2 separate regions of the Homo sapiens genome follow, and region 1 is linked to region 2. Evidence: read pairs that join two places in POLR2A ChIA-PET (ENCODE). Cell type or tissue: Panc1. All regions are shown on one strand. Each heading gives the region's core, and the rest is flanking DNA. Links, peaks and the distances in the headings are about the cores only. Region 1 overlaps COX6B1 (cytochrome c oxidase subunit 6B1). Region 2 holds the start of APLP1 (amyloid beta precursor like protein 1).

Region 1 (8,715 bases), core at 1,408-6,407, 210 kb before region 2:
CCCTTTTTGGCACCAGGGATGAGCTTCATGGAAGACAGTTTTTCCACAGACAGGGTTGGGGATGGTGTAAGGATGAGTCCAGCATATTACATTTATTGTCCACTTTATTTCTGTTATTATTACATTATATAATAAAATAATTATACAACTCACCATACTATAGAATCAGTGGGAGCCCTGAGCTTGTTTTCCTGCAACTAGATGGTCCCATCTGGGGGTGATGGGAGATAGTGACAGATCATCAGGCATTAGATTCTCATAAGGATCATGCAGCCTAGATCCCTCACATGCGCAGTTCACAATAGGGTTCGCACTCCTAAGAGAATCTAATGCTGCCGCTGATCTGACAGGAGGTGGAACTCAGGCAGTAATGCGAGCATTAGGGAGTGCTTGTAAATATAGTTGAAGCTTGTCTCGCTCACCTGCCACTCACTTCCAGCTGTGGGGCCCAGTTCCTAACAGGCCACAGACCAGTACCTGGTAGGCACTGGTTGGGGCTCGGGGACCCCTGCCTTATAGCATAAAATGTGAGCGTGTATGTATATAAAAACGTTTATGCTTGTAACTGCTTGTGAGGTCCACAAAGAGTAGAGTGTTACTTTCAGGGAGTGTTAACTTGACATAGGCCTTATATGGGCCTTTTCATTTTTTTTTTTTTTTTTTTTTTAGAGACAGTCTTGCTCTGTCAGGCTGGAGTGCGGTGTGCAGTGGTAGCATCATAGCTCACTGCAGCCTCGAACTCCTGGGTTCAAGCAGTTCTCCCACCTCAGCCTCCCTAGTAGCTGTGACTACAGGTGCATGCCACCATGCCTGGCTAAGTTTTGTATTTTTTGTAGAGACAGGGTTTTGCCACATTCACCAGGCTGGTCTCAAACTCCTGGGCTCAAGCGATCCTCCCACCTTTGCCTCCCAAAGTGCTGGAATTATAGGCGTGAGCCACCATGCCCGGCTTATTTTTTATTTTTTGTAGAGATGGGGGTCTTGCCGTGTTGTCCAGGTTGGTCTCAAACTCCTGAGCTCAAGCAGTCCTCCCACATCGGCCCCGCAAAGTGCTGGGATGACAGGTGCGAGTCACCACACCCAGCCTCCATCATTGTTTATACTGAGCATCGCCTGTGGTCAGTGGTGGGATTGCACTGTGTATTGTTTGGCACCTTTTTTGCACTTGACTATGTATCTTGAAGATCCATCCATTCATGCCAGAACATAAATCAGCCTCGTTTTTTTTCACAGCTGCCTGCTATTCCATCTCCCCTGTTTGGACAAACAGCATAGTGTTGACTTGAGGTTTTCAAAGCAGGGCCCACCCTTGGAGCTCTGTACAGTGACACATCTCCCCATCGACAGCTCTGCAGTGGGCCTGGGGTTTTCCTGCCCATTACTCTCCTCCCAGCATGTCAGCTTGTTCAGAACAGTGATTTCTGTCTTTTGGGGTCACTGCTGATTCCCCGGCCTCTAGAATAGAGGTTGGCACACAGCAGGTACCTGTGGATATTGGTTGAACAAACAGGTGGGCAAAGTGAGGAAGATAAGAAGTCCATCCGTTCAGTTTCCCCACTGCGGAGGGAATAACACTGTCTTTCCACAGGTCACAGACTGGGATGAGCAACGGGCTGAAGGCACGTTTCCCGGGAAGATCTGAACTGGCTGCATCTCCCTTTCCTCTGTCCTCCATCCTTCTCCCAGGATGGTGAAGGGGGACCTGGTACCCAGTGATCCCCACCCCAGGATCCTAAATCATGACTTACCTGCTAATAAAAACTCATTGGAAAAGTGAGACTATGCGTGTGAACGGGCCAGGCAGTGGCAAGAAGCTGGGCTGGAATCAGTGCCCTGACCAGGGAGGGGCTTGAATGAGTATTTTCTCTGTTTTGTTTTTATTTATTTAATTTAATTTAATTTTTTTTTTTTTTATGATGGAGTCTCGTTCTTCACGCAGGCTGGAGTGCAATGGCACGATCTCTGCTCACTGCAACCTCCACCTCCAGTGTTCAAGCGATTCTCCTGCCTCAGCCTCCCGACTAGCTGGGACTACAGGCACACCCCACCACACCTGGCTAATTTTTGTATTTTTAGTAGAGATGGGGTTTTACCATGTCGGCCAGGCTGGTCTCAAACTCCTGACCTCAGATGATCCACCTGCCTCGGCCTCCCAAAGTGCTGGGATTACAGGCATGAGCCACCATGCCTAGCGTTTTTTAACTTAATTTTATTGAACCTTGGCCACCCTCTCTGTGCCAGTCAATGAGTCAAATAGTTGATTATACAGAATAACCTAAGTTCCTATGTGTGCAACCACCCTACATAATTTTAAAGCAAATTATATAGATTATAATATAATATAAAATACATAAAGATTATATTTTATCCAGAAATAAGAAACTATATGTATCTCTTGGAGATACAATTTTTTTTTTTTTTTTTTTGAGACAGAGTCTCAATCTGTTGCCCAGGCTGGAGTGCAGTGGTGTCATCTCAGCTCTCTGCAACCTCTGCCTTCTGGGTTCAAACTATTCTCCTGCCTGGAGATACCTATTTTTTTAACATAATTATTTACACCTAAGAAATTAGTTCTTAATGGCCGGGCACAGTGGCTCATGCCTGTAATCCCAGCACTCTGGGAGGCTGAGGTGGGCAGATCACCTGAGGTCAGGAGTTCAAGATCAGCCTGGGCAACATGGCGAAACCTCGTCCCTACTAAAAGTACAGAATTAGCCAGGCATGGTAGCACATGCCTGTAATCCCAGCTACTCGGGAGTCTGAGGCAGGAGAATCGCGTGAACCTGGGAGGCAGAGGATGTGGTGAGCCGAGATCATGCCATTGCACTCCAGCCTGGGCAACAAGAGTAAATCTCCATCTCACCAAAAAAAAAAAAAAAAAAAAAAAAGAGTTCTTAATATCTAATAAGCAATCTCCTGCACAATGTGTAACTTCTCCCCGTGTTGGGACCTGCTCTTTCATGCTGATCATGATGGTAGTTGGAAGTCATTTAAGTAGGCCAAGTTGAGAGCTGTTCTTCATGGTGCCCCCAAAAGAATTGCCACACAATAACAGCCCAGAATATCCCCAACAGACTCGTCAACAGGGACCTAGCTAGCATGACCAGCCGGAACACTCTTATGGCTGAATTGGTGTGTCCTCAAAACCTTTCAAATGGCCGGGGTGTGGTGGCTCACACCTGTAACCCTAGCACTTTGGGAGGCCCAGGCGAGTGGGTCACGAGGTCAGGGATTCAAGACCAGCCTGGCCAAGCTGGTAAAACCCCATCTCTTCTAAAAATACAAAAAAAACTATAAAAATACAAAAATTAGCCAGGTGTGGTGGTGCGTGCCCCTAATCCCAGCTACTGGGGAGGCTGAGGCAGGAGAATCACTTGAACCTGGGAGGTGGAGGTTGCAGTGAGCTGAGATCACACCACTGTACTCCAGCCTGGGCGACAGAGCGAGACTCCATCCCCAAAAAACAAAAACAAAACTTCAAATGGTTACAAACTTGTCTGATGCATTCACATGAGCAGGGATGATTCTTGTATGGAGAAAAATGGCCCCAGAGATAGATCTTGTGAAATAGCTGCTCATGAAGAAAAGTGGCTGTAGGGGCCGGGCGCGGTGGCTCACGCCTGTAATGCCAGCACTTTGGGAGACCGAGGCAGGCAGATAACCTGAGGTCGGGAGTTCCAGACCAGCCTGACCAACATGGAGAAACCCCGTCTCTACTAAAAATACAAAATGAGCCAGGCGTGGTGGTGCATGCCTGTAATCCCAGCTACTCTGGATGCTGAGGCAGGAGAATTGCTTGAACCCAGGAGGTGGAGGTTGCTGTGACCCGAGATTGTGCCATTGTACTCCAGCCTAGGCAACAAGAGCGAAACTCCGTCTCAAAAAAAAAAAAAGTGGCTGTAAACAGGACCTTAGTGCACACACAGGGAGCTTGAGGGATCGTGGGAGGTTATGGCGTGGGTTGGAAGTAGCAAAGAACTTAAACACCATGAAAAAAAAATTTTTTTTTTGAAATGGAGTCTTGCTCTGTTGTCCAGACTGGAGTGCAGTGATGTGATCTCTGCTCACTGCAACCTCCACCTCCCGGTTCAAGCAATTCTGCCTCAGCCTTCCAAAACGCTGGGATTACAGGCGCTTGCCACCACACCCAGCTAATTTTTTGTATTTTTAGTAGCGATTTAGAGAGTAGTTTCACCGTGTTGACCAGGCTGGTCTTGAACTCCGTGACCTCAGGTTAACCATCCACCTCGGCCTCCCAAAGTGCTGGGATTACAGGCATGAGCCACCACACCCAGCCAACACCATGAAAATTTCAAATGAAACAGGACGGCCAGTGAAAAGTCAAGGTGCTGGACTCCTTGAGTCCAGCTGCCTGATTCTGCCCAGGGTTTGCCACCAGTGCCAGTGTTTCCTGTACATTCCTTTAGAGATAGCTCATGCATCTAGAAGTATTTGTAAATATATTGATCTGATTGGATATGGTGCCCTTTTGCTCACACAGCCCCTGCCACACTGGCCTCTTCAGTGCACAGGAACTGTGAGCAAATGTATTTCGACACACCAGGCTGGCTCCAACCCCGGATCCTTTACACTTGCTGTTTGCTCGACCTGGAATGTTTGGCCACCAGCTGTCCACAAGCTCACCCCTCACTGCCTTCAGGTCTTCATTTAGCGAGGCCTTCTCTGACCACTCAGCCTTCACCTTCAGCTCCTCCATCTTTGTGCCCCTTCACTCCTTTTGTTTCTTTCTCTTTTTTCAATTTTTATTTATTTTTTTAGTTTTTGGAGATGGAGTCTCTCTGTCACCAGGCTGGAGTGCAGTGGCGCAATCTCAGCTCACTGCAACCTCAGACTCCCTGGTTCAAGCGATTCTTCTGCCTCAGCCTCCCAAGTAGCTGGGATTACAGGCACGCGCCACCACGCCCAGCTAATTTTTGTATTTTTAGTAGAGACGGGGTTTCACCATGTTGGCCAGGATGGTCTCCATCTCCTGACTTTGTGATCCACCCAGCTCGGCTTCCCAAAGTGCTGGGATTACAGGTGTGAGCCACCACACCTGGCCTTGTTTCTTAAGCACTTACCGCTAACATGCCAAATGTTATCCTTCATCATTGCACCACTGGAATGTAATTTCCATGCGGGCAGATTTGGAAATATATATTTAATTCCCCTTTTCAGCTTTTTTTTTTTTTTTGAGATAAGGTCTTACTCTGTCACCTAGGCTGGCATGTAGTGGCGTAATCTCAGTTTACTGCAGCCTCCGCCGCCCAGACTCAAGCCATCCTCCTACCTCAGCCTCCCAAGTAGCTAGGACCACAGGCATAGACCACCATACTCAGCTAGTTTTTTGTTTGTTTGTTTGTTTTTGATAGAGACGGGGTTTCACCATGTTGCCCAGGCTGGTCTCAACTCCTGAGCTCAGGTGATCTGCCCGCCTTAGCCTCCCAAAGTGCTGGGATTACAGGCCTGAGCCACCGCACGCCAGCCTGCATTTTTTCCAAATGTTCTAATCTTTCTCATTTTATTATTTTTTTTTTTTTAATTTTTTTTTTGACACAAGACCTCACTCTGTCACCCAGCCTGGAGTGCAGTGGCCTGATCACAGCTTACTGCAGCCTTGAACTCCCAGGCTCAAGAGATCCTCCCACCCCAGCCTCTCAAGTAGATGGGACTACAGGCATATGCCACCACACCCAGCTAATTTTTGTATTCTTTTGTAGAGATGGAGTTTGCCCATATTGCCCAGGCTGATCTCCAACTCCTGGGCTCAAGTGATCCTCCCGCTTCAGCCTCCCAAGGTGCTGGGATTACAGGCATGAGCCACCACACCCAGCCCAGCTGTTAATCTTATTGATGATTAATTATACGTGATGGGTCACTTGTCAGTTGCTGCTTTCAAGGTTCTCTTTTTATCGTTCAATAATTTGATTATGATATGTCTGGTGATGGATATCTTTGAGTTTATCCTATTTGAAGATTATTGAGCTTCTTGGCTCTAGATTGATGGTTTTTTTCATCAAATTTTGGGAGTTTTCAGCCATTCTTTCTTCATATATTCTTTTTTACCCCTTTCTTTTTGTCCTCTCCTTCTGGGATTCCCATTATTTGATGATGTCTCACAGGTCTCTGAAGTTCTGTTCACTTATCTTCGTGCTTTTTTCTTTCTGTTCCTTAGACTTGATCATCTCAACTGATCTATACTCACGTTCACCGATCTTTTCTTCTGCCTACTCAAATCTGTTGTTGAACCCTCTATTCCTCTATTGAATTTTTTCTTTTTTTTTTTTTTTGAGACGGAGTCTCGCTCTGTCGCCCAAGCTGGAGTGCAGTGGCGCGATCTCGGCTCACCGCAACCTCCACTTCCCGAGTTCAAGTGATTATCCTGCCTCAGCCTCCTGAGTAGCTGGTACTACAGGCCCATACCACCATGCCTGATTAATTTTGTGTATTTTTAGTAGAGACAGGGTTTCACCATGTTAGCCAGGATGGCCTCGATCTCCTGACCTCGTGATCTGTCCACCTCGGCCTCCCAAAGTGCTGGGATTACAGGCATGAGCCACCACGCCTGGCCCATTTGAATTTTTTCATTTTAGTTACTGTACTTTTCAAGTCCCAAGTTTCTGTTTAGTTCTTTTAAAATAATTTCTGCTTTTAGGCCAGGCATGGTGGCTCACACCTGTAATCCCAGCACTTTGGGAGGCCAAAGTGGGAGGTTCACTTGAGGTCAGGAGTTCAAGACTAGCCTGGCCAACACTCCATCTCAAAAAAAAAGACAGTATTCTTTAGCATTAGTTCCGCTAATGATTGGACAAAGATTTCCTTAGCCTCCAAAAACCAATAATCTCCTAGCCTTTGCTGAGGCATGGTGGGCCATGCTTTCGACATTCAGCCAGGCAATTGACAACTCTGCCTTCGCCACTACTTCTCCCAGGAAGGCACACATCCTCAAGGTCAGCCCAATGTAAGAAGACTGGGTTCTCATCTCTGGTCTTTCTTGAGCCTGCATATACTCCTGGGCATGCACACAACCCTATGCATGCATGTGACCTTCTAGATTTCCAAGAATATTTTGGAGTTTTTCAAAGCCTTCTCATTCCCCAGCTTTATCTTTTAAACTGTTTCATTAGCCTATTATTGGCCTCAACTGTTATTCATTGCTTAGGCAGCTGCCTAGTTAAACAATTGCATGCAATTGTGTTTCACAAATGCCCCTGGGGAAATAATTTTGACGATGTATGAGCTCTAAGTTAGGTCAAATACAGACAACATTGCAAGTAGGGGCTTCCAGGGAACCATAAGACGAATCAAATAATTCTGACTTTCTGGGAGTGAGGCTTTTATGGAGTTTCATCCTCTTCTGCCCCGTTTGGTGTATGCCAGGCTGCTAGTTTCCACTGAGAATGCTGGCAGTTAATATTCAAGGCTACCATGGAGCTGGAATGGGGGAATGGAACTAGGCCAATTAAAAATGTCACAAAGTATAAAAATTAGCCGGGCGTGGTGGCGGGCGCCTGTAATCCTAGCTACTCGGGAGGCTGAGGCAGGAGAATTGCTTGAACCTGGGAGGCAGAGGTTGCAGTGAACTGAGATCGTGCCACTGCATTCCAGCCTGGGCGACAGTGAGACTCTGTCTCAAGAAAACAAAAATAAAAATAAATTTTAAAAAAGTCATAAAGTTCACTGCTCTTACTAAGATTCAGCTGCTTTTCTTGAATAAACACTTTACAGATTTTTGTTGTTGTTGTGGAGACAGAGTCTCACTCTGTCACCCAGGCTGGAGAGCAATGGCACGACCTCAGCTCACTGCAACCTCTGCCTTCGAGGTTCAAGCGATTAGCTCCTGCCTCAGCCTCCTGAGTAGCTGGGATTACAGGCACTTGCCACCACGACTGGCTAATTTTGTATTTTTAGTAGAGATAGGGTTTCACCATGTTAGTCAGCCTGACCTCAGGTGATCCCCCCACCCTGGCCTCCCAAAGTGCTGGGATTACAGGCGTGAGCCACCACGACTGGCCAAAAAAACTATTTTAAAATCTAAAGTGGGTTGACTAAAACCAAATTAACCATTTTAATCGGAAAACATCTCATGTATCTTATTACCAAACCAGTGCCTTGACGATGGGATTTTCAGTGTCATTTGCCAAATTCGCAGGCACCGCAGTGGGGAGCCACTGCTCCCACAGCAGAGGCAATACACGGCCTAGCCTTGGGGTTGAGAAGTTCTGGGGACGGTGTCGGGGGCCCTGGGCCACCATTTTTGCATGGAGCCAGCCCTGCGCTGCGAGGGCGTGGCATCGGAGAGACCGTGGCCTCGTGGGCAGCATCGGCGGCCCCTGGGGACACGCGCTGGCTCAGTCCCCACCTCCGCCAGGGAAGCGGTCTGATGATACCCATTTCGCAGATGGGCAAATCCACAAGCCAAGTCGTGCCGCCCAGAAGAGGCAGAACCGGGATTTGAACCTAGGTTTCTCATTCTGCACCTGAAGAAATAAATGTCTGGTCCATGCGTGTGTTGGGGGGCGACGGGGACTTTTCTTCAACCAAGCCCGGTGTGCCCCCTCTCATTTTCTAGCACGTTCTTCTCCCCCATCTTTGCACTTATCTCAGACTCCCCTCACACACCTATCCTGGGTGCCATCCTTTCCCTCAGCCCACCGCCCATGTAGTCAGCCTCCTAAGCGCCCCTTCCACCTGTCCCCTCATCTCCCCACTGCT
Region 2 (11,926 bases), core at 6,304-11,303:
GGGAGCGGACAGAGGGGGCAAGGGCTAATGCAGTGGGAGTGGCCTGGAAGGAGCTTTACACCCAGCGGGGGCTGGAGACCGGACCTATTGAAGGCGAGGCTTTTAGGAGAATCGGAGTTTGGAGGCGGCGTGGCCTGATTGATTGAGGTTAGCGGAGAGTGCGCTGGACAGACCCGGCTTTGTTACAGCCTTTGGGGAGGGCAAGACCTCTCCTCTGAGTGACCTACAGTCTCCATCCCAGCTCCCCCAGTAGTGACCGCCCTGCACTCTGCGCCTGCCTTCCTGAGGGGCCCTGCTCGCCTCCAGTGTCTGGTTTTCGCCTCTCCCGCCCCAGATGCCGTGGTAAGGAAATGTCACTCCTCCCGTGACCCATCCAGCCGTGATCCCTGACCTCCCACCTGGCCCCCCGAAACTACTGTGACCATTTCTGACTTCCCAGACATCCCTCCTGCTTCTTCCTCCCCTCCTCAGTCTCCTCCGTGTCCTCCCTCTTTTGTGCCCCCAGGTCTGGTCTTGGGATGAGGGCTTCCTGGAGGCGGGGTCGCAGGGCCGGTTCCTGGTGGAGACATTCCCTGCCCCAGAGAGCCGCGGGGGACTGGGTCCGGGCCTGATCTCTGTGCTACACATTTCGGGGACCCAGGAGTCTGACTTTAGCAGGAGCTTTAACTGCAGTGCCCGGAACCGGCTGGGCGAGGGAGGTGCCCAGGCCAGCCTGGGCCGTAGAGGTGAGACCCCAGCCCGAAGACCCCAAATCTGGAGAGTCTAAACCCCACAAACGCAGGGATCCCCCAGCCGAGGGCTGCAAAACCTCATACCCTCAAATGCAGAGGAGACCTCCAAACCTCGGGAGTCTCAAAACTGTGGGCTCATTGATTCCCAAGACACCCCTCAACCACAAATGCCTTCACATTCTGAATCCTAAACTGAGAGACTCCTCACACCTAGGGGCCCCAAAAAGGGAAACTCCAATGATTGCAAAGCAAATTGCAAAGTAAAGGACCCCTCAAATTCTAAGACTCCCTAAAGCCAGGGAGTTTAAACTCACTCTCAAACTTGGGGAACCCCAAATTCAAGGGCCTTTGAATCTTCAAATGTGCGACCTTTTGAACCCAGGAATCCCAAACTCAATCCCTGAGCCCCCGCTTCCTGGTTCCCCCTCAGCCTTCTCAGGATGTCCCCTCTGCTCCCTGCAGACTTGCTGCCCACTGTGCGGATAGTGGCCGGAGTGGCCGCTGCCACCACAACTCTCCTTATGGTCATCACTGGGGTGGCCCTCTGCTGCTGGCGCCACAGCAAGGGTTAGTGCCTGAGCCCCGCCCCGGCTCCCGAGGCCCCAGCCCCACACGCGCCCTGCCTGCCCAGTGACCTGACCTGGCCTTGGGCCTTGGCTCCAGTCCCATTTCCAGCTCTGCACAGGGCTTAGCTCTCCTTCACGTTCTGGTTCCCTCCTTAAGCCCTAACTAGGCCTTCCCAGGGTCACACTCCTCGGTGGGAATGATTCTTATTGGTTTCCAACAGCCCTACCCAATCAGCCTCATTGGTTCCCAGTCCTCTCTCTTCCCGCTTATTGGTCTGCACACATTGTGACCCCGCCCATCGCTTAACTCCACCGGTCGCTGTTTGTCAGCCTCAGCCTCTTTCTCCGAGCAAAAGAACCTGATGCGAATCCCTGGCAGCAGCGACGGCTCCAGTTCACGAGGTCCTGAAGAAGAGGAGACAGGCAGCCGCGAGGACCGGGTAGGATGCCAGGGTCCCCAGACCTGACTGTGCCTCCAGACCTAAATAATAGCCCAGTCCCAAGAGGGTCCCCAAATTCAAATAGGACTCTAAGGCCAGGCATGGTGCCTGACGTTGGTAATACCACTTTGGGAGGTGGAGACACAAGGATCACTTAAGGCCAGGAATTCAAAGCCAGCCTGGACAGCATAGCAGGACCCCATCTCTACAAAAATACAAACTAAAATAAAATAAAAAATGAACCGGGTATGGTGGCATACACCTATAGTCCCAGCTACTCAGGACACTGAGGTGGGAGGATCCCTTGAGCACAGGAGGTAAAGGCTGCAGTGAGCTATGATTGCACCATGCACTCCAGCCTGGGCTACAGAGCAAGACCCTGTCTCCATTTTTTTTTTTTTTTTTTATGTAGGAGGGCTCTAGTCTTTTTTTTTTTGGCAGAATTTCACTCTGTCACCCAGGCTGGAGTACAGTGCTGCGATCTCGGCTCACTGCAACCTCTGCCTCCCTGGTTCAAGTGATTCTCTTGCCTCAGCCTCCTGAGTAGCTGCGATTACAGGCGCCCACCACCACGCCTGACTGATTTTGTATTTTTAGTAGAGATTGGGTTTCACCATGTTGGCCAGGCTGGTCTCAAACTCCTGACCTCAGGTGATCCACCCGCCTCGACCTCCCAAAGTGCTAGGATTACAGGCATGAGCCTCCACGCCCGGCCTGAGGGCTCAAGTCTTTTTTTTTCTTTCTTTCTTTTTTTTGAGACGGAGTCTTGGTCTGTAGCCCAGGCTGGAGTGCAGTGGCGCGAACTCGACTCACTGCAAGCTCCACCTCCCGGGTTCACACCATTCTCCTGCCTCAGCCTCCAGAGTAGCTGGGACTACAGGCACCCGCCACCATGTCCAGCTAATTTTTTTGTATTTTTAGTAGAGACGAGGTGTATACCGTGTTAGCCAGGATGGTCTGGATCTCCTGACCTCGTGATCCGCTCGTCTCGGCCTCCCAAAGTGCTGGGATTACAGGCGTGAGCCACCGCGCCCGGCCAAGGGCTCTAGTCTTAACAGTGACCCCACACCCAAATGTCACCCAAGTCCATGCCCCTGACCCAATTATTCCCTAGGCCCAGTATGTCCCCACAGCCCGTTTTTGTTGTTGTTGTTGTTGTTGTTGTTGTTTTTGAGATAGAGTCTTGCTCTGTCGTCCAAGCTGGAATGCAGTGGTGCAATCCAGACTCACTGCACCCTCCACCTCCCAGTTCAAGTGATTCTCGTTCCTTAGCCTCCTGAGTAGCTGAAATTACAGGTGCCTGCCACCATGCCTGCCTATTTTTTGCATTTTTAGTAGAGACAGAGTTTCGGCATGTTAGCCAGGCTGGTCTCAAACTTCTGGCCTCAAGTGATACTCCTGCTGCGGCCTCCCAAAGTGCTGGGATTACATGCATGAGCCACTGTGCTGGCTTCTTACAGCCCTTTTATTGTCCTGAGTGCAGTCCCCAGCTCTTGGGTGCTCTTACTCCCTCCTGCCTGGCCTCCACTGGCTGGCTGAAGGTCCTTGGGGTCTGGCATTGGGGCGGGGGGATCCTCTGACTATTCCCTCTCACTAAGTTCCCTACCCCAGGGCCCCATTGTGCACACTGACCACAGTGATCTGGTTCTGGAGGAGGAAGGGACTCTGGAGACCAAGGTGAGTGTTGAGAGGGGTGGGGCTCCCTTCACTGTTGGGAGAGGCGGGGCTCCCTTCATTGTGTTTCCGTCTCTCTCCCACGCCTGTCCCCTCCTTTTTCCTTCTGTTGTCCTCAGAGTTGGGACTCAGCTCCCCACCCCACTCCTCCTGCCCCCTGGGCCATCTCACTCAGCTCCCAGCCTCAGTTTGCCTGTCTGCAGACTCTTCCCACACATCTGTCCCAGCCCTAGCCTCCATCTGGAGCCCCAGACCAGGGCTCACCCTGCCTGTGCTCTCCTCATCACGGTCAAGCCCCCTTTCAGCCACCAGGTCCTACACTGGCCCCACATCTCCCCAGACTGGTTCTTCCTCTGGGGTCCTACCTCAGGACAGCCACATTGACTCCAGGCCATCCCCAGGCCAGAGCACTTCTCTCTCTCTCTCTCTCCTGCGTACCTAGCACATGCCATTCTCTCTCTTCTTTTTTTTTTTTTTTTTTTTGAGACGGAGTCTCATTCTGTTGCCCAGGCTGGAGTGCAGTGGTGCAATCTCAGCTCACTGCAACCTCTGCCTCCTGGGTTCAAGCCATTCTCCTGCCTCAGGCTCCCTAATAGCTGGCTAATTTTTCTTGTATTTTTAGTAGAGATGGAGTTTCACCATGTTGGCCAGGCTGATCTGGAACTCCTGACCTCAAGTGATCCGCTCGCCCCAGCCTCCCAAAGTGCTGGGATTACAGGCGTGAGCCACTGTGCCCAGCCGACATGCCATTCTCTTGGCCTGAAACACTCCTACCTTCCTTCCCATGTCTACCTAATTCCTTCCTTTAGTCCTCCAGTCTCAGCTCAGACATTTCTTGTTCTAGGAAGCCCATGCTTCCGTCATGACAGCTCGATCATTTTGCCTGTGTTCCACCCATCACAGCCATGACCACTCTGATCTGGGCTTCCTTATCCCACCCACTATGCTGAGGGCTCTACCATCACAGCCCCTGTCATTGCCTATGCCTTTCCCAGGCACAGCCCTGACCCCTCTGGGTACTGTCTCATGATCTGTCATTTTTCCTTTGGTGTGGGATTCTGTGAGGACAGGGTCCAGTTCTATCCTAGTGACATGCCTTGTAGCAGCAACACAGGGTGTGACACTGAATCAAAGCCTAGAGGCTGTTGGGCAGGTGAGTGTCTCTCTCCTGTTCCCTCTGCACCTTCCACACCGACACCCCTCAGCAGGCCTATATCCCTCCGTCTCTACCTTTCTCTGCCTATGTCCTATCCATTTGCCTCTTATCACTGTTCCTCTGTCTCACTTTCTCTCTCTCCCAGTCCATGTGTGTCTCTGTGTCTCTGCCCACTCCTGTCTCTTTTTGTCTCTCTCAAGGTCTGGTCTATTTCAGTGTGTCTCTCCATCAGTGACCCTCATCCCCCCTGCACGCTCACAGACTTTACTGAGTCCCATTTGTCCCCTCAGGACCCAACCAACGGTTACTACAAGGTCCGAGGAGTCAGTGTGAGCCTGAGCCTTGGCGAAGCCCCTGGAGGAGGTCTCTTCCTGCCACCACCCTCCCCCCTTGGGCCCCCAGGGACCCCTACCTTCTATGACTTCAACCCACACCTGGGCATGGTCCCCCCCTGCAGACTTTACAGAGCCAGGGCAGGCTATCTCACCACACCCCACCCTCGAGCTTTCACCAGCTACATCAAACCCACATCCTTTGGGCCCCCAGATCTGGCCCCCGGGACTCCCCCCTTCCCATATGCTGCCTTCCCCACACCTAGCCACCCGCGTCTCCAGACTCACGTGTGACATCTTTCCAATGGAAGAGTCCTGGGATCTCCAACTTGCCATAATGGATTGTTCTGATTTCTGAGGAGCCAGGACAAGTTGGCGACCTTACTCCTCCAAAACTGAACACAAGGGGAGGGAAAGATCATTACATTTGTCAGGAGCATTTGTATACAGTCAGCTCAGCCAAAGGAGATGCCCCAAGTGGGAGCAACATGGCCACCCAATATGCCCACCTATTCCCCGGTGTAAAAGAGATTCAAGATGGCAGGTAGGCCCTTTGAGGAGAGATGGGGACAGGGCAGTGGGTGTTGGGAGTTTGGGGCCGGGATGGAAGTTGTTTCTAGCCACTGAAAGAAGATATTTCAAGATGACCATCTGCATTGAGAGGAAAGGTAGCATAGGATAGATGAAGATGAAGAGCATACCAGGCCCCACCCTGGCTCTCCCTGAGGGGAACTTTGCTCGGCCAATGGAAATGCAGCCAAGATGGCCATATACTCCCTAGGAACCCAAGATGGCCACCATCTTGATTTTACTTTCCTTAAAGACTCAGAAAGACTTGGACCCAAGGAGTGGGGATACAGTGAGAATTACCACTGTTGGGGCAAAATATTGGGATAAAAATATTTATGTTTAATAATAAAAAAAAGTCAAAGAGGCAAGTGTGTCTTAGGGAGTCTACTGGCATTATCACTCTCCACCAAGGAAGGGGTCCCTTAGACCTGTCCCAAGGTCCCTCCTCTACCCTAGCCTATGAGGTGGCTGTAGGAGTAAAACTGTGAGCCACCTCTCAGCCTCTTGCTACCTGCAAAGCACTCTAGGCTCTTTTTTTTTTTTTCTTGAGACAAGATCTGGCTCTATGGCCCACATTGGAGTGCAGTGGCATGATCTCAGCCCACTGCTACCTCTGCATCCTGGGCTCAAGCCATCCTTCCACCTCAGCCTCCCAAGTAGCTGGGACTACAGGTGCATGCCACCACACCCAGCTAATTTTTGTATTTGTTTGTAGACAGGGTTTCACCATGTTGGCCAGGCTGGTCTCAAACTCCTGACCTCAAGTGATCCGCCCACCTAGGCCTCCCAATGTGCTGGGATTACAGGCATGAGCCACTGTGCCCAGCCATGGGCTCTTTTAATATACATCTTCACACACACACACACACACACACACACGCACACACACACATGAGTTGCAAACAGAAAAGACACACACATAGGCATGTATGCACAGACACACGCATAGATGTCCACACAGTTGCACACAAGTGACAGGGCTGCCCCAGGGGTCCTGGGGAAGACTGAATTCTAACTCTCATTAGAGGAGACAAACAAGTGAGCCCTGAAGTGGAGCAGGGAAGGGGAGACTATGGGTAGGAAAATGGCAATCCCCTGGTCCTTACAGCAAGCGTGGAGATCCAGACCCTAATCCTGAGGTGCTGCATCCACAGTGGGCATGGTGCTGGTGCCTGCTTGGATGATCCTTAAAGAAAGGTCCTGGGGGCTTTGGTTCATGGATCCTTGAGCTAGGAGTTAAAGGTCCAGGCCCCTGGGACCCTTGGGAAGCAGAGCAAGAAGAGTGAACTCCTGGGTCTGAAGGAGAATGGGCTGGGGGCTTGGTCTCTGGTCCTGAGAGAGAAGGTGCCCAGACTTCTGGATCTGAAAGAGGAAGGGACTAGGTCTCAACTGCTGCCTTCTTGACTGGGGACATTTTGGAGGCCTGTATTCCTGAGCCCTCAACAGAGGAATGTACTAGGGGATGGGGGTCTCTGATGCTTGCATCCTTGGAAAAGGACAAAACTGTGAGTGTCTGGGTCTAAAGAGGGTGAGAGTCCTGCGGGAGGACTCAAAATCCACAACGGGCGGAGCCCATAGCCGGACTCCTGGCTGGGCCCTTCATGGGGCGGGACGCCTGGAATCTCGAGGGGCGGGGGCCTGGCGCAGGCTCCCGCCCGGGGTTCCCGAGCTGCTCCACTCTGCGCGAAGCCGCCACGCTATTGTCCTGACCAGGAAGGCGGGGCCGGCGCGGGGCGGGGCTGGCGGCGCCGGCGCAGCCCGGGGGCGGCGGGAGGAGGAGGTGGCGGCGGTGGCGCTGGGAGCTCCTGTCACCGCTGGGGCCGGGCCGGGCGGGAGTGCAGGGGACGTGAGGGCGCAAGGGCCGGGACATGGGGCCCGCCAGCCCCGCTGCTCGCGGTCTAAGTCGCCGCCCGGGCCAGCCGCCGCTGCCGCTGCTGCTGCCACTATTGCTGCTGCTTCTGCGCGCGCAGCCCGCCATCGGGAGCCTGGCCGGTGGGAGCCCCGGCGCGGCCGAGGTGAGGCCGGGCCGGGTCCTGGGGGATGGGGGAAGGGGCGGGACCGGGTCTCTGGACGCCGGCGCGGACATGTCCAGGGCAGAAAGCGCGGTCTTTCCAGCCAGGTGGTCAGCCCCCAGGCGCCCCCAATCACATTTATGAACCCAGGGTTCCAGGCCCCAGCTCCCCCATCATGCGACGTCCCAGCCCCCTCCCATCTCGAGCATAGGAACTGGTCTATTCAGAGCCCCTGGTCCCAGAAGTCCAGCCCCCTCTCCAGACCCAGGTGACTCGGCCCCAACCCCCTCCCGCCTGGACATAGGACCCACCAAGCAGCGAGGCATTTAGATCCAATAATCCAGACCCCTTGTATTCTCTGGACCCATATGGAGGCCCTTGCAGCCTCCCAGGACCCAGGAGTCCAGTCCTTCAGTCACCACCCACCCCAACCAGATGTAGCTCTCCAGTCCTCAAGGACCTGGTGTCCAGGACTGTAGGCCCCTGAAGCCAGGCCTTGTCAGCTTTGCATCCTGCAACGGGAGCCTGAGCAAGGGATGGAGGGAGGAGGGGCCAGAACTCCTGGGTTCTGGCCTCCTCCTCCGCGATTCAGGTTTAACCCCTTCGGGCTCCAGAGCGGCTGCGCTGGGGTGGGGGCGGAGTCTGTCTCCGCGGCAACAAGGCAGAAAGAATCCCGGGGGACCCAGGTCGCCATAGCAACGGGAGCGCTGGGGCGCCCCCGCCCTACGGGAGCTGTTTCCCAGGGAACGGTGCCTCCATGGAGGCGGTGTGCGGTGCTTGGGGGAGGGGGCTGGTGCTGGGGGTCTCGGTCCTAGGGAGCAAAGAACCAGGGGACCCTCATGCCAACGCCCCCCGAGCCCTCACTGTCCTTTCCACTTCCATCCAGGCCCCGGGGTCGGCCCAGGTGGCTGGACTATGCGGGCGCCTAACCCTTCACCGGGACCTGCGCACCGGCCGCTGGGAACCAGACCCACAGCGCTCTCGACGCTGTCTCCGGGACCCGCAGCGCGTGCTGGAGTACTGCAGACAGGTGGGCGGGGCCGAACGGGAGAGGCGGGGCCGCCCATAGAAAGCTAGACTTGAAAAAGGCGTGGTCCAGGGTGCTGCGCGATCTAAGGCGTGGAGGCTGGGGGGCGTGGCCAATAAAGAGGCGCAACTATGCTAGGGGCAGGGGACCTGTTTTGAGATACTAAGTCAGGAAAAGGGGAGAGCCGCGAGATAGCCAGAGAGGAAGTGGAATTTAGGAATCTGGTGGTCTTTGTAAAGAGTAGAGGTGTAGGGGGGAGTGGCGAAAGGATAGGCGGGGCTAAGACAGAAAGAGACCTTAAGGACCAGCAAGATGGGGAAAGGGGTGGAGCCCAATGAGAGCGCGGAGAGCTGGGGGGGCGTGGCCATGAAAAGACAAATTTATAACGGGAAGGGAGAGTTTTGGAGAGGCGGAATAGAGGAAAAGGCGGGGCCTAAAGGAGGGTGAGACCTTTGGGGAGACGAATCTGACTGCGGGGAGGGGTGACCAGAGAGGTGGGCTTAGAGGGACCTTCAGAAAGAAACAGCACAGGAAAAGAGATAGGGCTTAAAGATGACGGGACTTTTAAGGGAAAACTGCTAGTGGGCGTGGCCAATGAGCACAAGGAGCTTGGATATCTAAGGCTGGTGCTAGGGAGAAGCAGGGCCTAGGGAAGCGATGTCCTCATGAATACTAGAGCCTTGAAAACGGACCTGGCCGGGCGCGGTGGCTCACGCCTGTAATCGCAGCACTTGGGGAGGCCGAGGCAGGCGGATCACCTGAGGTCAGAAGTTCGAGACCAGCCTGGCCAACACGGCGAAACTCCGTCTCTACTAAAAATACAAAAATTAGCCTGGCATGGTGGTGCGTGCCTGTAATCCCAGCTACTCAGGAGGCTGAGACAGGAGAATCGCTTGAACCTGGGAGGAGGAGGTTGCAGTGAGCCGAGATTGTACCATTCCACTCCAGCCTGGGCGACAAGAGCAAATCTCCGTCTCAAAGAAAGAAAGAAAGAGGGAGAAAGAAAGAGAAAAGGGACCTGACTACTGGAGAGGGGTGGCTGGCAGGGGCGGGGCAGTGGGCTGATTGCCCCCATCTGATCCCCCCAGATGTACCCGGAGCTGCAGATTGCACGTGTGGAGCAGGCTACGCAGGCCATCCCCATGGAGCGCTGGTGCGGGGGTTCCCGGAGCGGCAGCTGCGCCCACCCCCACCACCAGGTTGTGCCCTTCCGCTGCCTGCGTGAGTCCCAGGCGGGGAGAGGGGAACTGAGGTGGGAGTTTCTGAGGGGCAAGGTTCTGAGCCCCTCTCTCAGGCCTACATTAAGGGGCTGGGTGCTTGTGTCCTAAGTGGGGCAGAGAAGCCTCTGAGGATAAAATATCTGGATTCTGAGGAGGGTGGGGTTGGTGGCTATAGGAGGATCTCACCCTGGTGTCCCGTGCTTCCCCAGCTGGTGAATTTGTGAGTGAGGCCCTGCTGGTGCCTGAAGGCTGCCGGTTCTTGCACCAGGAGCGCATGGACCAATGTGAGAGTTCAACCCGGAGGCATCAGGAGGCACAGGAGGTCAGGACGTTGGCCCACCCGTCCCCAGCCCCCACAACCCAGGAACTGGGACCTCTAACACCCTCCGCCACCAGAACCGAGGAGTCTGGGCCACCAGCATCCTCTTCGCACTTGGGATCTAAGAATTTCATCCCCCAACCCCTTCCTCTAGAAGCAGGAATCCAGGCTCCCAGCCTCATCAACCCCCAACCCTGGCAGCCCAGTTCCCCATCTACCCCCTCCCATCCCACAATCCTGGCATCTGGGCCCACTCTTCCTACAGGCCTGCAGCTCCCAGGGCCTCATCCTGCACGGCTCGGGCATGCTCTTACCCTGTGGCTCGGATCGGTTCCGTGGTGTGGAGTATGTGTGCTGTCCCCCTCCAGGGACCCCCGACCCATCTGGGACAGCAGTTGGGTGAGTGGGAGGGAACCCTCCATGCCCATCTCAAGGTTCCTGAGGCAGGGGATGGAAGCCTGGGAGCCCAGGCCTGGGTTCTTACTGCCTGGGTCCTCTCCTGCTCCCTCAGTGACCCCTCCACCCGGTCCTGGCCCCCGGGGAGCAGAGTAGAGGGGGCTGAGGACGAGGAAGAGGAGGAATCCTTCCCACAGCCAGTAGATGATTACTTCGTGGAGCCTCCGCAGGCTGAAGAGGAAGAGGAAACGGTCCCACCCCCAAGCTCCCATACACTTGCAGTGGTCGGCAAAGGTGAGGCAGTCTCTGAACCCCTGGGGCCTCTCCACCATAGAGGGAGAAAGATCTGGGGGAGTCTTGCTGGGGGGTGTCTTTGGGAGGGGCCTATAGGGGAAAGGCCCAACTGAGGAGAAAAGACGAGAGTATCTTTGGATAAAATAGAAGTAGAAGGGCTAACCTGCCAAGGGAGGGGGTGGTTTGGGGGTACTTGGGAGTAGAGGGGCCATTGGGTAGGTCTTGAGGATCATTTCAGGAAAGCTTGGAAGATGGTGTAATGGATTCCTAAGCTTTGCAAGAACAGGCCCAGTCCAGAACTACATCTCCCATAATGCCAGGCAGCAGCGGTGGCTAAACTGGGTGCATGATGGTCTCCAGTGCACTCTAGGAAATGTGGTTCTCTAGGTAGAAAAGGCGACCTGGAGGTGGGCTGCAGACTGACCTCCTGATCCCTGGTCTTGCAGTCACTCCCACCCCGAGGCCCACAGACGGTGTGGATATTTACTTTGGCATGCCTGGGGAAATCAGTGAGCACGAGGGGTTCCTGAGGGCCAAGATGGACCTGGAGGAGCGTAGGATGCGCCAGATTAATGAGGTGATAATACTGGGGGCCCCAGGACCCCCTACAGTACAGAGCTCCCTAAATACCAGGAAATTCCTCCAGGACACATTGATACTACCTCCAAAGGCTCCCTAAGCCCCTTTGACCTTGAGCTCTCAACACCACCCCCTAAGATGGCCAGAGATCCATGGCCCTTCTAGAATCCCACTGAGACGCTACCAGGTTCTCTGGAAACTCTGGTCTATGGTACTCTTTCACTTTATTGGTTTTTTTTTTTTTCTTTTGTTGTTGTTGTTGTGACGGAGTTTCGCTCTTAACACCCAGGCTGGAGTGCAATGGTGCGATCTCGGCCCACTGCAACCTCTGCCTCCCGGGCTCCAGCGATTCCCCTTCCTCAGTCTCCTGAGTAGCTGGGATTACAGGCACCCACCACCACGCCCGGCTAATTTTTGTATTTTTAGTAGAGACAGGGTTTCACCATGTTGGCCAGGATGGTCTTGAACTCCCGGCGGGAGGAGATCCACCCGCCTCGGCCTCCCAAAGTGCTGGGATTACAGGCATGAGCCACCACGCCTGGCCTCTCTTTCACTTTAAACTCCTTCTGGATCTTCCCTCTTGGGAACCCAGGAGCCAGCGAGACTTAAG

The links. Peaks named below come from ENCODE experiments on the same cell type or tissue, not always from the same donor. Only the 100,000 strongest peaks of a DNase experiment are listed, where the experiment ranks them.
Region 1: POLR2A ChIA-PET joins it to region 2 with 9 read pairs; 3 of 35 experiments call an interaction of 5 or more read pairs at or near these places.

What each region holds. Positions count from the first base shown.
Region 1 is chr19:35,657,006-35,665,720 of GRCh38, forward strand. COX6B1 (cytochrome c oxidase subunit 6B1) reads left to right here. Exons shown (of 4, transcript NM_001863.5): 4 at 1,589-1,777. The coding sequence ends at 1,642. Among named protein-coding and RNA genes, the nearest start is that of UPK1A, 5.2 kb to the right of the region's middle. In Panc1, for the core only: no CTCF peak of the experiment used is centred there; no DNase peak of the experiment used is centred there.
Region 2 is chr19:35,861,300-35,873,225 of GRCh38, forward strand. APLP1 (amyloid beta precursor like protein 1) reads left to right here and starts at 7,275. Exons shown (of 17, transcript NM_001024807.3): 1 at 7,275-7,484; 2 at 8,368-8,511; 3 at 9,597-9,729; 4 at 9,938-10,050; 5 at 10,313-10,446; 6 at 10,559-10,737; 7 at 11,184-11,314. The coding sequence starts at 7,338. It overlaps LOC107985317 (a long non-coding RNA gene), which reads right to left and starts at 8,058. Exons shown (of 4, transcript XR_001753932.2): 1 at 7,793-8,058; 2 at 6,576-6,831; 3 at 5,188-5,294; 4 at 1,616-1,702. KIRREL2 (kirre like nephrin family adhesion molecule 2) reads left to right here. Exons shown (of 15, transcript NM_199180.4): 10 at 242-342; 11 at 506-725; 12 at 1,194-1,298; 13 at 1,628-1,737; 14 at 3,349-3,414; 15 at 4,858-5,837. The coding sequence ends at 5,193. RefSeq lists an enhancer at 1-341 and silencers at 7,096-7,355, 7,446-7,515. In Panc1, for the core only: no CTCF peak of the experiment used is centred there; a DNase peak (open chromatin) is centred at 8,702; H3K4me3 peaks cover 2,467 bases; H3K27ac peaks cover 994 bases.